2 separate regions of the Homo sapiens genome follow, and region 2 is linked to region 1. A link is a loop called in an ENCODE intact Hi-C map of the cell type or tissue named here. Cell type or tissue: prostate gland. All regions are shown on one strand.

The links. A loop is a pair of places that touch in the nucleus more often than their neighbours do. Peaks named below come from ENCODE experiments on the same cell type or tissue, not always from the same donor. Only the 100,000 strongest peaks of a DNase experiment are listed, where the experiment ranks them.
Region 2: a loop joins it to region 1, with 5 times the contacts of the local background. A loop is called at or near these places in 6 of 110 quality-filtered maps.

What each region holds. Positions count from the first base shown.
Region 1 is chr7:150,385,571-150,393,570 of GRCh38, forward strand. It overlaps ZNF775 (zinc finger protein 775), which reads left to right. Exons shown (of 3, transcript NM_173680.4): 2 at 2,852-2,931. The coding sequence starts at 2,901. Among named protein-coding and RNA genes, the nearest start is that of ZNF775-AS1, 5.6 kb to the left of the region's middle. RefSeq lists enhancers at 612-1,184, 1,185-1,755, 2,990-3,588. In prostate gland, a CTCF peak has its summit at 3,512; a DNase peak (open chromatin) is centred at 3,491; H3K27ac peaks cover 728 bases.
Region 2 is chr7:150,291,535-150,299,534 of GRCh38, forward strand. ACTR3C (actin related protein 3C) reads right to left here. Exons shown (of 8, transcript NM_001164458.2): 2 at 3,718-3,813; 3 at 1,778-1,885. The coding sequence starts at 3,762. Among named protein-coding and RNA genes, the nearest start is that of LRRC61, 28 kb to the right of the region's middle. In prostate gland, no CTCF peak of the experiment used is centred here; no DNase peak of the experiment used is centred here.

The sequences.
Region 1 (8,000 bases):
AAGACGGAAGCTCTCAGCCTGCATGTAGCCGGCAGGTGCAGCCCGTTACAGACATGTTCTCAGGATAAACAGCAACCAGCCCTCCAGCAAGAGGACTGGACATTACCATTTGTCACACGCAGGCAGGTCGTCCTAAATTCACCTCATAATTGGAGTGACCATCTGTGTTAGCTAATTGCCTTTACCCACAGGAAAAATAAAGTTCTTATATTTTTATGACAGGAGATAGTTTTGTGATTTGGAGCCAGGCACCTGCTGAAATTAGGCTCCTACCCTCCCATGGAGACTGGGAGGCAGGGGTGATGTCTTCCTTGATACTTAAATTTCAAAGAAATGGCCCCCAGGACCTTGGGAAAGACAGTCCTGGGTTGTAATGTTGGCAGAAGGCTTATTTAGCTTTTTTTTGAGACAGAGTCTCACTCTGTCACAATCTCGGCTCACTGCAACCTCTGCCTCCTGAGTTCAAACAATTTTCCTGTCTCAGCTTCCCGAGTAGCTGGGATTACAGACATGTGCCACTACACCCAGCTAAGTTTTGTATTTTTAGTAGAGACGGGGTTTCCCCACGTCGGCCAGGCTTGTCTCAAACTCCTGACCTCAGGTGATCTACCCACCTCAGCCTTCCAAAGTGCTGGGAATACAGGCATGAACCACCGTGCCCAGCCTTATTTAACTTTTAAAAAGATTTATTTCTACTTGAGGAGCATTTACTGCAAAAATAAAAAATAAAGATTCACATGCATCTCAAAAAGACAGAGATAGAGCTTATTAATTAGAAGTTTCTAAACAAAATGCTCTTGAAAAAAGTGGGTGTCTCTTCTTCTCTTTGCACCAGGGAAAATGACTTTCTGCATTTTCTAGATTCATATTCACCCCTCCCCCGACGTCTCTTGTCAGGGTCCAGATTCCCAGTCTGTGTGTGTGCCCCCAGTGTCTGGGCTCTGAAGGGGACCTAGGAGAGGGAGTCTGGGTCTCTGCGAGGCTCTCGGGCCCTGGGGTGGGTGTTTCTGTGGGGGTGGCCGAGCCAGGGTGCCTGGGAGGAGGGGCTGACTGAAATCTGGAAGAGCCCCTCCCTGAGGCAGCAGGAAGGACGAGCTGTGCATCTCTGTGGGGCAGCCACATCTTTGCTCTGCTAGGGGGTACAGGTGCACGGGACCACATCCCTGTCCTTAGGAGAGGTGCACCCCCAGCGAGGAGGAGATGAGTCTTCAGGCTGCACAGCTCCTGGCCAGGCAGGGCAGCACATTCCTGCCACCTGCATTTGTTACGGGCCCTCTGTGTGCCCGGCTCTGCTCTGAGCCCTGCGGATCCAGCAGCAAGCATGAAGAGCTCCTGACCTTGCTGTGGTGGGGAACAGAAAAGTTAAGATCATGTCAGGTGGCAAAAATGTTAGAGAGGAAACGGGAGGTGGAGTTAGGCTGGTGACTGTAAATAGGAGCGCCAGGGGCCAGCACGGTGGCTCACGCCTGTAATCCCAGCACTTTGGGAGACCGAGGTGGGTAGATCACAAGGTCAGGAGTTCAAGACCAGCCTGGCCAATATGGTGAAACCCTGTCTCTACTAAAAATACAAAAATTAGCTGGGTGTGGTGGCGCACACCTGTAATCCCAGCTACTTAGGAAGCTGAGGCAGGAGAATCACTTGAACCCAGGAAGTGGTGATTGTAGCGAACTGAGATTGGGCCACTACACTCTCAGCCTGGGCAACAGAGGAAGACTCTGTCTCAAAAAAAAAAAAAAAAAAGAAGCACAAGGGATGCCTGCTCTGAGAAGGGGACATTTAAGCTGGGAGCTGATAGAAGTGTGGGGGGCAAGCCAGGCGGGGATCTGCGGTGAGGGGACAGCCAGGGCAAAGGCGTGGGGCATCCACACAGCAGTGTGACCTGTCCTGTCATGTTCCAGGCACAGAGTGAGCCACTCAGGAAGCGCTCAGAAGACTTGGGCATAAAAACAAAAAAAGAAGGCCGGGCGCAGTGGCTCACGCCTGTAATCCCAGCACTTCAGGAGACTGAGGCGGGCGGATCATGAGGTCAGGAGATGGAGACCATCCTGGCTAACACGGTGAAACCCCGTCTCTACTAAAAATACAAAAAAATAGCCAGGCGTGGTGGCGGGCGCCTGTAGTCCCAGTTACTCAGGAGGCTGAGGCAGAATGGCGTGAACCTGGGAGGCGGAGCTTGCAGTGAACTGAGATCCCGCCACTGCACTCCAGCCTGGGCAACAGAGCGAGACTCCATCTCAAAAAAAAAAGATGAATCCTACATCAGTGAACTGGGCATGGGCTCAGCAATGCCCAATTGACCGTGTGTGTTCTTGTATGGAGATGGCTGGCCCCGAAGCTCCCCAGAGGGATTTGTGCTAGAACATGGATGGGGACTTTGAAAGAGGGGGCGGGTGACGGAGGAAACGTGTAGGGCCATTCTGCCTTCCGGGTGCATTCCTCATGGCCAGTCGCAGACATGTCTCTAACCTTACTCCAGGCTCCTGCTTCTCAGGCGTGGTGTCCATCACATGCCGCCCTGCGAATGTTGAGGGTGTGGGCTCTCGTGTGGGAGTTAGAAGACCTGGGTTTTTGTCCAGCTCTGCCATTCATCACCTCCATGACTCTGGGCACATCAGGGGTCCTTCGTGGTCTCAGTTTCCTCTTTTGTAAAATGGGAATTATGGCTGTTTTACCTTCTCAGCAGGTATGCTTACAATGAAAGAACCCCTGCCCATGTCGAATGTGGCTATGGATAGAAAAGCTCTTTGGAAAAGAGAGTGCTTTATGGGATGGGAGGGGGGCTGGGGACCCTGAGTTTTGTCCTTGTCCCACAGGCCCATTCTCTTTCTTCTGCTTCTCTTTCTGACAGATGGCAGGAAAGGGACACAGCCGGCGCTGATGCTGGGAGGCCTCCAGGGATGGAGAGTGGCCTGGCTGGCAACGGCACAGGTAAGAGAGAAGAAAGAGGAGGCAGGGGAGCGGGGTCTCCTCTGCTGAGGTCACGTGCCCTTATCTTTTCTAAAGCCAGGCGCGAGCCAGTGCCCTCAGCCAGTAGCTAGTACATCCCACTGATGCAGAATTTCAGGGTGGGGACCAGGACTTAGACAGCCATGTCAAAGAATGGAACAATGACAGAGGCTGTGGGAGCTCAAAAAATGGCAAAGCCTGGTCCATTAACTTGCCCAGCAAGGGGACACATGTGCACCCATGCCTTGTAGAAATTGAGGTGTTATTTACGTGCTAGAACAGGGAGTTTGTGGGGTTATACTAATTAGACACGGAAAACTGGCACTCTAGGTAGGACGATTGGAACAAACCTGTGGCTCATCAGTCAGGACATTGTCTTCAGTTCAGTCCATTAACGCTTCCTGGGGGTCACTCAAAGTTCAGGGTCGTTATTGGCTAAGCCGCTTAGAGCTGGTTGTGATGAAATACATGCTGCCAGTGGAAAGTTTGCCCGCACAGTCATGTGCTTTTGGCTGGAGCCCCTGCCCAGCGTCCCTGCGCCTGGAGTGGAGCAGCCCCTGGCGTCTGTGTGTAGCACTTGCAGCCCTTCCTGGAGTGCCCTGTCGCATGTGGCGTGTGGCCCAGCTGCCAGAAGGGCTCTAGGCCCCTTGGCAGGGTTGAGTCCAGAGCACACCGGCTACCCTTGGGAACCCTGCCCTTTGGCACAGTGTGACTCGGGTTTCTTTACCTCCCTCTCCCCTCCCAGGGGAATTGCCCCATAGACCCCAGGGCCCCTTCCTCATTGCCTCTGTGGGAAGAGCCGCCTCCCCTCCCAGGAATATCATGTCAGGAGACCCAAGACTGAGACAAAAATCAGGCAGCGGGGTAAAAGAGAAACGTGGCCGCAAGTGCAAAACATGGCAGCGTGGTGTGTGGACACAGACCCTCAGGGAGCCTAGCCATGCAGCTGCGTGCCTGTCCAAGGAGCCAGGTGGTGGCAGGAGCACCCTAGCTGCATGTGTGTTTTGGAAATTCCAGTGGAACTCAGAGCACATGTGCCCAGCGTGTTATAGAAGGCCCTTTCCCCAGATAGACTCATACCTGGGATCCTGAGTCACTGTGAGGTTGCTCTGGTTGATGTGAGCTGTGGTCTGCTGGGGTCCTCTCTCCTCTCTACGGCAGCTTCTGGGGAACCCTGTGGTTTTAGAGAAGAGTTTGAAAAACACTAGCCTAGACTCCTGGAGACACGGAGGCACGTGGGGACTGGCCTCTGGCCAGACTGAGGGAACCACTCATCTGGAGGACCCCGTTTTTCAGACAATTGACAGCTTACCTCTTTTAAGCAACTTTTAATTTTTATTTGTGTGTGTGTGTGTGTGTGTGTGTGTGTGTGTGTGTGTGTGTGTGTGTGTGTGTGTGTGTTATGGCAAAATATACGCAACACTTACCATTGTAACCATTTTTAAGTGTACGGTTCAGTGGCATCAGTACATTCAGTGTTGTGTAGCCATCACTGCCATCTATTTCCACAACATTTTCATCACCTGGGAAACTGTACTCATGGAGCAATAATCTGTGCTTTGCACCTTCTAATTTTATCTGAACCATTAAAACCTAAAACATGATCCTTTTCATGATGACTGAGGAGCGGTGCCATTATTTCGGGACTCTCCACGGGCAGGCCAGTGGCCTGCGCTCTTCATATGGATACCTGAACCCTCGGGAGTGTGCCTGGGGCTGCTGGAGCCCCAGCACACTCCACCTCAGCTCCAGGGCCTCCAGGGATGCGTGCTGGACTTAGCACCTCGCCCAACCCAGTCATTTGCGTCCGCCAGGGGCCCTTCGGCAGGTGGATGTGACAGCACTGTCCTGGCATCCTGGGGCTCTCTGGCCCACAGTCATCTTTCTGGCTGGAGAGGGCTGAGGGGGAACCAGCCATCAGCCACCTGATGGACACAGCACAGCCACCGGTCTCAGATTGGTGTGACTCATCCTGGATCATGCCTGTGTGTATACATAGAGACATATGGTTTAATTTTTTATGAATTCAATCAGATGATTCATATGGTTTTTCAACTTGTTTTTTGTTTTCTCTTAAAATGTTTTGAGAATCTTTTCATATTGGCATACATAGTTCTTTTCCATTCTTTTTACTTGATGCATAGTATTCCATATTATGAAGGGAACTATTTTTTAGGATAATTAAGTTATTTTCCATTGTTTGCTGATTACAAAGAACACTTCAGTGAATATTCCTGGACATTCCTCTTTACACTCGTATGTCAGTATTTCTTTGGTGAACACGTGGGATGGAATTGCTGGCTGGAAAGGGCCAGAAGGCTCTCCACACTTCTAATTTTAATAAACACTGTCAGATCGTCCTCCACAAATTCTGCCTCAGTTTATGCTCTCAGAATACCCATGTGTATACTTGTTCTCCTGTGTAGTGTCCACGCATATTGTAAAGTAGAGGTATTATTGATTTTTTAAATTTTTGTTGGTATGAGGGGTTGAAAGATGCTACACTTTTAGTTTGCATTTTGTTGATGACTAGTGGGGTTGAACCTCTTTTTATCACGTATAGGAGTCTGTTTTATAGTCTGGATACTAAGCGTTTGTCTATTCTATATCTGCACATATTTTTTCCTGGACTTGCACTGTCCAGCACGTGGCCTAGCCACATAGGACTCTTCTAGTTTAAGTTTAGGTTTAAATTAACTTAAGTACGGCCAGGCGCGGTGGCTCACGCCTGTAATCCCAGCACTTTGGGAGGCCCAGTTCGGTGGATCACCTGAGGTCAGGAGTTTGAGACCCGCCTGGCCAACATGGTGAAACCCCATCTCTACTAAAAATACAAAACTTAGCTGGGTGTGGTGGTGGGCGCATGCAATCACAGCTACTTGGGAGGCTGAGGCAGGAGAATCACTTGAACTCCAGAGGTAGAGGCTGCAGTAAGCCAAGATCGCGCCATTGCATTCCAGCCTGGGTGACTGAGGGAGACTCTGTCTCAAAAATAAATAAATAAATAAAAATTAGTTAATTAATTTAAATACAATTAAAAATGTCATTTCTTAGTTGCACTAGTCACATTTCAAGTGCTCAGTAACCACATGTGTTTCAAGAGCTCAGATGTAAACTGTTTTTGCTATTGCAGAAGGTTCTGTGGGAAAATGCTGCTCTAAATTCCCATTTCTTTTTCCTTTCTTTCTTTTTTTTTTTTTTTTTTTTTGAGATAGAGTTTTTGCTTTTTTTGCCCAGGCTGGAGTGCAGTGGTGTGATATCAGCTCACTGCAACCTCTGCCTCCCTGGTTCGGGTGATTTTCCTGCCTCAGCCTCCTGAGTAGCTGGGATTGCAGGCACATGCTACCACACCCGGCTAATTGTTTTGTATTTTTAGTAGAGACGGGGTTTCACCATGTTGGCCAGGCTGGTCTTGAACTCCTGACCTCAGGTGATCCTCCCGCCTCGGCCTCCCAAATTGTTGGGATTACTGACGTGAACCACTGCACCTGGCGGAAATTCCCATTTCTATTGGACTTATGTTTATAGTATCTTTTGTCATACAGATGTTTTAAATTTAGTTTTTATCTTTTGTATCCTGTTTAAGAAGGCTTTTAATTACCTCTGGATTCTAAGCAAATTCTCCTAATTCTTCTAATACTTCCATTTCCTTTTTTTAAGCTGGCACTTAAGTCCATCTGGAACTGATTTTTATAAACAATCTTCACTATGAATCTAACTTAAATATTTTCCCCAAAGAGAGAGTTGGTTCTAAGTCGATGAATAGCCTTTTTCCATGGACTTGGAATATCTCTTGTATCATGTATCAAACAATACTGTTCCATTGGCCTATTTGTCTATTATGTGTACTGTACATTATTGTAATGATTATATTTAGCATTTTTACTTTTACTTTTATTGTTTTGTGGAAGGGAATCTGACTTGCAGCCTTAAGTCACCAGGCCCACCATGGAAGAGCCATGCCAATAACAATAACAACTGTGTCAGTCAAGAGTTCGGTTTTATTTTCTTTTTTTCCCAAATGGATCTCTCTCTCTCTCTCTCTCTCTCTCTCTCTCTCTCTCTCTGCAGTGGCATGATCAGGGCTCACTGCAGCCTCAGCCTCCTGGGCTCAAGCAGTCCTCCCACCTCAGCCTCCAGAGTAGCTGGGACTACAGGTGTGCACCACCACACCCAGCTAATTTAATAAATTTTTTATACAGACAGGTGTTGCTATGTTGCCTAGGCTGGTCTTCAACTCCTGCACTTAAGCAATCCTCCTGCCTTAGCCTCCCAAAGTGCTGGGATTACAGGCAAGAGCCACTGTGCTTGACCTAGACTTTATCTTTTAGAGCAATTTTAGCTTTACAGAAAAATTGTGAAGAAAGTAGAGTTCCCCTATACCTTAGCTCCAGTTTCTCCTATTATTAACATTTTGCATTCATATGGTACATTTGTTATAACTGATGAACCAATATAGATACATTTTTATTACCTAAAGTCTGTAGTTGACATTAGGGTTCTCTTTTGGTCTTGTACCTTACCTGGGTTTTGACAAAGGCATAATGTCCCGTATCACTATTATAGTATCATACAGAATATTTCACTGCCCCCCAAGTTCCCTGTGCTCCGTCTGTTCATCTCTCCCTACCCCCCAACCCCTGGCTACCACTGGTTTTTAAATTCTCTCTGTAGTTTTGCCCTTTCCAGAATGTCATATAGTTGAAGTCATACAGTGTGTAGCCTTTTATGTTGACGTCTTTCACCTAGAAGTTTGCATGTAGGGTACCTCCATGGCTTTTTTGACTTAATAGCTTACTTCTTTTTATTGTTGACTAATATTCCATCATGCGGAGTTATCCATTCACCCACTGAAGGACACTGTGGTTCCTGCCCAGTTCTGGCAGTTAGGAATAAAGCTATAAAAATTCATGTGTAGTTTTCTGTGTGGACAGAGGTTTTCAGCTCTTTTGGGTAAATACCTAGGAGAGCGACTGCTGGATTGGATGGTAAGCCTGTATTTAGCTTTGTAAGAAACTGCTGAACTGCCTTCCAGAGTGGTGGCAGCACTT
Region 2 (8,000 bases), 94 kb before region 1:
CCAAATTTTCAATGACTAATGTAATTTTTATAGCTGGAGGAAAAACTGAACTAAGATACGATTAAAAATCTTTTCAAACAACTTTCTTAGTGGGCCTGGACACACTGTGAAATGTATTTTCTTTCCTTTTCCTAAATCAGACATAAGAAATAGGCAAAGAACCAAAGGGGGTGCAGGCCAGGGGCCTACGGGGGCCTCATCTTGGATCTCAGCAGCGCAGTTCTCTGAGGAAATGGCAGCCTGAGTTCTCGGTGAGTGCTCTGCACCCAGGGCACTAACTCTTCTCAAGATCCACCGAAAGGAGTGCTGAGACTGGCTTGAAGGGGGCTCAAGTCTAGAGCACACTTCACAGGGCAGGGCAGCCACCTCTCCTCCCCACAGGAAGGACACATAGCCAGGAGTACAAGGTATGGGGGCGGGAGGCTGGCTTTTTTCTCCCTGACTGTAGGCCCATCGACCATTAAGCCTTTCCTCTGCAGTGATACCTAACCTTCAAGGAATTAAAGGCATTGGTATTAGTACATCACCCCATCACCTTCTCAAAATGAAATGGTGACCATTTTTTCAATTAAATTAAATGATTTTTGAAAATCCTAATTTGCATTTTAAAAGAGCTGTGTGTATGTAAATATATACACAAACACACCCCCCCATATACATATGCAGAAACATTATCTGTAACATAACAGAAGTAACTAGCAATGGTGGTTCCTGAGGAGGAGACCTCAAAGGAGAAAGACCAGGATGAGTCTGACTTCCCTCTGAATACCCTCTTCAGACACTTCTGATACATTTTCCAAAAAAAATGAATTTAAGATAATTCCTTTAAATAGTCCATTGGACCAAAAGAAAAATTCAGAGATCTCTTGAAACCCAAATTAGGAATCACTTCTCTGAAACCAAAAAGTGGTATTGCAGAGCCTTCTGCAAGCCAAAATGTACAATCTCCCCTTCTTGGCTTTTAAATTTTTTTTTTTTTTTTTTGAGACGGAGTTTCGCTCTTGTTGCCCAGCTGGGGTGCAATGGCGCGATCTCGGCTCACTGCAACCTCCATCTCCCGGGTTCAAGCGATTCTCCTGCCTCAGCCTCCCAGGTAGCTGGGACAGGCATGCGCCACCACACCTGGCTAATTTTGTATTTTTAGTAGAGACAGGGTTTCTCCATGTTGGTCAGGCAGGTCTCGAATTCCCGACCTCAGGTGATCCGCCCGCCTTGGCCTCCCAAAGTGCTGGGATTACAGGCGTGAGCCACCGCGCCCAGCCCTTAAATAAATTTTTAAAACAAAAAGCAATTTTTCCAAGCTTGAGCTGGTTGCCATTCACATCTTTTCAGAGAACACAGATGTGCTCCTTCAAATGGCCACGCACTGCACCTACAAATTCAACATCCAAAACGGTGTCTATCTCCCAACATGTCGGAATAACCCCGGAAAATGTTCTTGTTGATGTTACACCCACGGGGATCAAGCAGAGGCTCTGAAGATCCAGAGACATCCTGGACATTCTCTGACATTCTGACTGTAAAAATATGCCACCATGAATTGAAAATTGCCAAAGCCACAATAATTGGCCATCCTTTTCATTCTTTCCCACATACTTGGGGAATTCCTTTATATAAGGTGGCAAAAAATAAAAAACTTTTATTATCTTTCTAAGTACAACTATCATCTAAATTGTATTTTCATTACAGAAGAGGTTTTTTTTTTTTTTAATTTCCATCCTTACCTCGAATCAGGTGTTAAGCCTACAGAGACTTATATATTAACTATTCTGCTTACCACTGGGATAACATGGGTGACTCCATCTCCGCTGTCAATGACTATCCCCGTTAATGTACGTTCACCCACTTGTCGAGATGTCCAAGATGCCGCCAAGGCCAGCACTGCCTGGAGAAAAGACATGAAAACCGCTCGCACATAGGAACTCTTTCTAAAGCCACCTGCCTGCTCCTTCCAGGTCCAATCAACAAACTCTCTTACTTAATATGTCTGAGTAACTCTTTCCTTTTCCTATCCATCCTCTAACCCCTGTCCCTCAAATTCCAATTCAAACTTGGACAACTAACACGAAAATGTTGAGTACTTACAACTATAGGAGTCAAGTTTTCAATAAAGAAACGTGGCTGACTGTGGTGACTCATGCCTGTAATCCCAACACTTTGGGAGGCCAAGGTAGGCAGATCACTTGAACCCAAGAGTTCGAGACCAGCCTGGGCAACATGGTGAAACCCCATCTCTACAAATAATACAAAAATTAGCCAGGCGTGGTGACACGCACCTGTACTCCCAGCTACTCGGGAGACTGAGGTGGGAGGATCCCTTCATCCCAGAAGGTCGCAGCTAGAGTGAGCCATAATCGCACCACTGCACTCCAGCCTGGACAACACAGTGAGACCTTGTCTCAAAAATAAAAAAAAGAAAGAAAGAAAAAAAACTAAGGTTTTACAAAGAAAAGCCAGTGAAAAAGATATTTCATTATAGAATCATAAGATTTTAATTTCTACTTCATTGGTTTCCGGCGTGGGGCCACAGATTGGCAATGAGGTCACTTGTGGCGTTGTTTAAAATACAGATTACTAGGCCTCACACCCAGAAATTCTAATCTGGAAGGTACAGGGTAATTTTTCAACCAAAGAAAATGTTGCCCCAAAGGGAACATCTGACAATATCTGGTACCATTTTCTTCGTCGGGGCGGGGAGGCTTGAGGTGGGGCTGCTGTCTTCTAGTGGGCAGAGGCCAGGGATGCCGCTACGCTCCCCGCAATGCACACGGCGGCGCCCACAACAAAGGACTACCCAGCCCAAAGCACTGAGGGTGGAAAACCCTGGTCGAAGACGAAGCCCAAAATCTGTGCTTCTAAAAACATTCTCCAGGTAAACTTGCTGCACAGACCACTTTGAGAACCACCAGTCTTATGTCTCCTGAAGTGTTTCCCTAGGCCATGGAATATAAGTAACTTAGCCAGGGGGAAGATCTGTAGTTAAATGAATTTGGAAGTGCTAGAATACATAGATTTCGACACAGGAATGCTCAGAGCCTGGACTGTGCTGATAGGCACTGTGAATCAGCCCGAGAAAGCTGCAGGATGCAGCATCGCCCAAATTCATCTTTCTATGGAACTTTTCCTCCTCCTCCTCCTCCTTAGAAGTGACTAGTATTATGCAGAAAACATTTGGGCAACACCCATCTCATTTATTCCCCAAAATTTCAGTCAATTCCCTTACATAAGGTGGCAGGCAAATAATGACCAAATGCAACCAAAAAATATCACACCAAGAACCGCAGCTTCAGAACAAGTTCTGCGAGCTCATGAAAACACAGGGTCCCTCAGAATCAAGTACACTGGGACTCATAAGAGCCCAAAATCGGAAAGGGGAAACCTCTAAAGGTAATTATTTTGTTTTTCTGATCAAAGTCAAAGATGCCAAAAGAAGAAGCACATCTACACCTATATCTTGTCACCCAGATAAAAATGCATGAGACTTTAATGCATGTAAAAAGAGCCAGACGACGTCTATACCAAAAAATGGCATCAATATAAAAAGAAAAGTCATGGGACACCTTCCCTATAGTCCTGAATGGCATGGGGACGGGGGAGGGAGTGGAAAAAGGAAGGGCACACAGCGCAGTCTTCCAGCGGAGAACCTTGGGAAATACCATTTCTTCCGCTACTAGACAGCTCAGGTGCTTTAGGAATCACAAACATAACTGGTTTTACCTGAACTGCAATGTAGAGTCCTGGAACGTTAAATGATTCGAACATAATTTCTGCAAGATACTCTCTGTTTTCTGGTGTATTGAGTGGAGGTTCTGTCTGTAAGAAAACATTCACTATATTTAGTGTTTACCCAAATTTCATGTAAATACATCAGAACCATAAACAGGTTAACCTGAAAGTATGTTAGCGAGGACATTATACAATTCCCTAATTTTACAGACAGAGGATGCCCAAAGTGTATTAAAGAAATCTGGCCGTGGGCCTTAAAAGCTTTAAGACGTCAGAGTAAATACTTCTCTGAAGGCCTCTGTTCTTATTACCCACCCAAATTAGAACAAGTTACAGAAAAAGAAACTCTTATCTTCAATAACATAACACCTAAACACCCTGAAACTGAATATCCCAGAAGCAAGTTGCCAAGGGCTATGAAAACACAACCAAGACGAGTGAGGACATCAAAGGCGAACCGGTGACTTCAGGTCTCAGCAAAGGAGAGCCAGAGGAGCAGCAGCAAGCCCTTGCTCAGGACAGGCCGGTGTGAGGAGCCACAGGGTGGCAGAGCAGGCAGGGTTAGGCCAAGCACCCTTACAGTCCAGCGGCAAGGGAAGAGTCCAGGGCAGATCACAGCTTCCCCCAGACGCTGCCCAGGACCTCCCCAGCCTACCCACACGCCATTAGTCCAGAAGAACTCTGCTCATTCAGAGACGAGTAAGGGGCACAAAGAAGCCAGCCAACAGTGATATAAAAACACTCAAAGAGAAAGAAAAGGGACAGAGAAAAGAGGAAAAACAAATGGCAGACAAAAACACATATCCAGGGGCAGGCGTGGTAGCTCACGCCCATCATCCTAGCACTTTAGGAGGCTGAGGAGGGAGGATCACTTGAGTCCAGGAGTTTGAGACCAGCCTGGGCAATATTGGGAGACCCCACCTCTATGAAAAAATTTAAAAGTCAGCCAAGTGTGGTGGCACATGCCTGTGATCCCAGCTACTCGGGGGCTGAGGTAGGACCACTTGAGCCTCGGAGGTGAAGACTACATGAACCAAGATTGTGCCACTGCACTCCAACCTGGGTGACAGAGCAAGATCCTGTCTCCAAAAGACCGAAAAAAAAAAATATCTGGAAAAATATTGAAACAAAGCAGATAAAAATTCCCAAGAATTTCCAAAGACATTTCCAAGAATCCAAGTATCTATTTTAAAACAATAACCATCATCAAACAGGAGGAAATGACAGACAACAGAAACAGAAAAAGAATAAATAAACTTGATTTTTCTCATTCAACAATATACTATGAACATTTTTCCTTGTCAACAAATATGGGTCTATATCTCGTATTTAAAACTGAAAAAATAAAAAGTCTCTGGACCTTTGGGCAAAACGTATACATTACCCTTTATTATGAATGAACTGTGCTCCCCCTACCTCCAGTTCATACATTAAAGCCCTAACTCCCAGTGTACTATAATTGGAAATAGGGCCTTTCAAGAGGTCATCACGGTTACCTGAGGTCATAGGGGTGGGGCCCTAATTTGACAGGACTGGAGGAAGGTCTTCTAAGAAAAGGAAGAGACACCAGAAATCAGTCTCTCTCTCCTATTCTCTCCCCACTCTACGCTCACACAGGGGAAAGGCATGTGAGGACCCAGCAGGAAAGGTGACCACATACAAGCCAGGAAGAGGGCTGCGCCAGGAGCCAACCCCGACGGCACCTCGACCTTGGACTTCTAACCTCCAGAACTGTGAGAAAACAACGAACTGTCTGCTGTTTAAGCCACCCAACCTGTGGTATAAACAAAATTACAGCAGCCGAGTAGACTAATACACCCCTACGACAGGGAAAGTACAATCAGCCTCAGCCTTCAACACGGCTACATTTAACACTAGGACACATAGGGCCACACTTAAGAGTCTTCAAGGGAAGAAGGTACGACCCAAGAATTCTATATCTGGCCACAGTGTCAATCAAGTATGTTACAAAATCAAAATATCTAATATTTGAGATGATGGATATGCTAATTACCCTGATCTGATAACCACACATTATATGTATCAAAACTTCACTCTGTACCCCATAAATATGCACATTATGTGTCAATTTAAAAAAAAAACAATAAAATAAAATACTAAGGAGAAAAAATATATATCCTTAAACATACAAGAACTTGGAAAATTTCATTCCCATGAGCCAAAATGTATGGGTTCATGAACTATTAGAGGATAAACTTTATCCACTCAAGAAGAATGCAGAAAGTCCAGCAAAAGACTTACAGTGAGCAATGAAGCCATTTAAGACGTAGGAATAAAGACTTTTCTTTGGCCGGGCACGGTGGCTCATGCCTGTAATCCCAGCACTTTGGGAGGCCGAGGCGGGCGGATCACCTGAGGTCAGGAGTTTGAGACCAGCCTGGCCAACATGGGGAAACCCCATCTCTACTAAAAATACAAAAATTAGCCAGGCATGGTGGTGTGCACCTGTAGTCCCAGCTACTTGGGTGGTTGAGGCAGGAGAATTGCTTGAACGTGGGAGGCGGAGGTTGCAGTGAGCTGAGATCACACCACTGCATTCCAGCCTGGGCGATGGAGTGAGACTCCGTCTCAAAAAAAAAAAAAAAAAAAAAGACTTTTATTTTCTGGGAATTAAGAACAGAATGTAAATGTTATAAATTTTAATGGAAAAAAATGATATCAAGTTGAGCAGTGCACAAGGAAAGAAGGAGAGAGTGTAAAGACACTTGCCTCTTACAGTGAAATCAAAAGATATTATTTAAAACTGATAAAGTATCAGAGGCATTAGTAAACATAAAGTTATAAATGTTAACACTGGAATAAGTTTAGTAACATCATTAATCAAAAGCAGGTGGTGGAGAGAAGGAAGGGGAGGCAAGAACATGTGGCAATACCAACCTGGTCACTGATTACAGCAGGAAGGAGCTAGTTACCCCTAAACAAATACAGGGTAAACATATCAAATTATACTAAAATATGCAAACATGAGTCCTTTTAATCATTACCAAGAACACACACCCAATACAAAGCAAAGAGAAAAATAAGTCTTCAGTTAAAAAATACTAATACATAAATAAAGTACATTAAAAACATGAAGCATAACATTTTAAAAAAATAGTTAAATTAAGACCAAACATATCTGTCACACAGTAGCATGCCATACCAGTCCGATTAAGAGATGTGAAGTCAAACTGACTGGGATCAAATCCCAGCCTTCCACTTTACTAGGCTTGGTAAGCTATTTCCTCTCTCCCTGAGTCTCCTCATGGGTAAAGTGCAGGTAATTAGTACCCCACTCAGAGAGTTGGAAAGATTAAAGGCAGTCTAAATAATGTGCTTAGAGCAGTACTGGATACACAGATGTGTTCAATGGAAGTGAGTTGCTATTACTAAAATTATCAGCAAATACAAATGGGAAATTCAACTACTAAAAGTCTCTCAGTTAAAAACAAAAACAAAATCAAATTACATTCTGAGGTTAAGAGACCCAACTAAAACAAAGTAGCTTGGAAAGGTAAAAAGTCAACATTGTCTGTATCAGAAGATCAGAAACAACCTAAATACCCATCACTAAACACTTTGGAACAATTTAAAAAAATGAACTCTATGAAGAAACAATCTCTATGATGAATTGTTAAGTGAAAAAGAGAAAGGTGTCTCCATTCCGTATACATTCTTAAATATCCTTCTGCTTCAACAATTTGTAATGAAAACTTTTTTTTTTTTTTTTTTTTTTTTGAGACAGAGTCTCACTCTGTCAACCAGGCTCAAGTGCAGTAGCCCAATCTCGGATCTCTGGGAGACTCCACCTCCCAGAATTCAAGCAATTCTCCTGCCTCTGCCTCCAGAGTAGCTGGGATTACAGGCACATGCCGTCACGCTCAGTTAAGTTTTGTATTTTTAGTAGAGACAGGGTTTCACGATGTTGGCCAGGCTGGTCTCGAGCTCCTGACCTCAAGTGATCCACCACTTCGGCCTCCCAAAGGCTGGGATTACAAGGCGTGAGCCACCATGCCAGGCCAAAAACTATTTTTAAAAAACAAGGTGTGGTAGCCGGGTGTGTGCCTGTAGTCCCAGCTACTCAGGAGGCTGAGGCAGGAGGATCACTCCAGCCCAGGAGGTCGAGGCTGTCTGTAGTGGCTGTATGACTGCACCTGTGAATAGCCACTGCACTCCAGCTTGGACAACATAGAGACCCCCTCTCAAAAAAAAAAAAAAAAAAAAAAAAAAAAAACAAAAAACAGGCTGGGTGGTGTGGCTCACACCTGTAATCC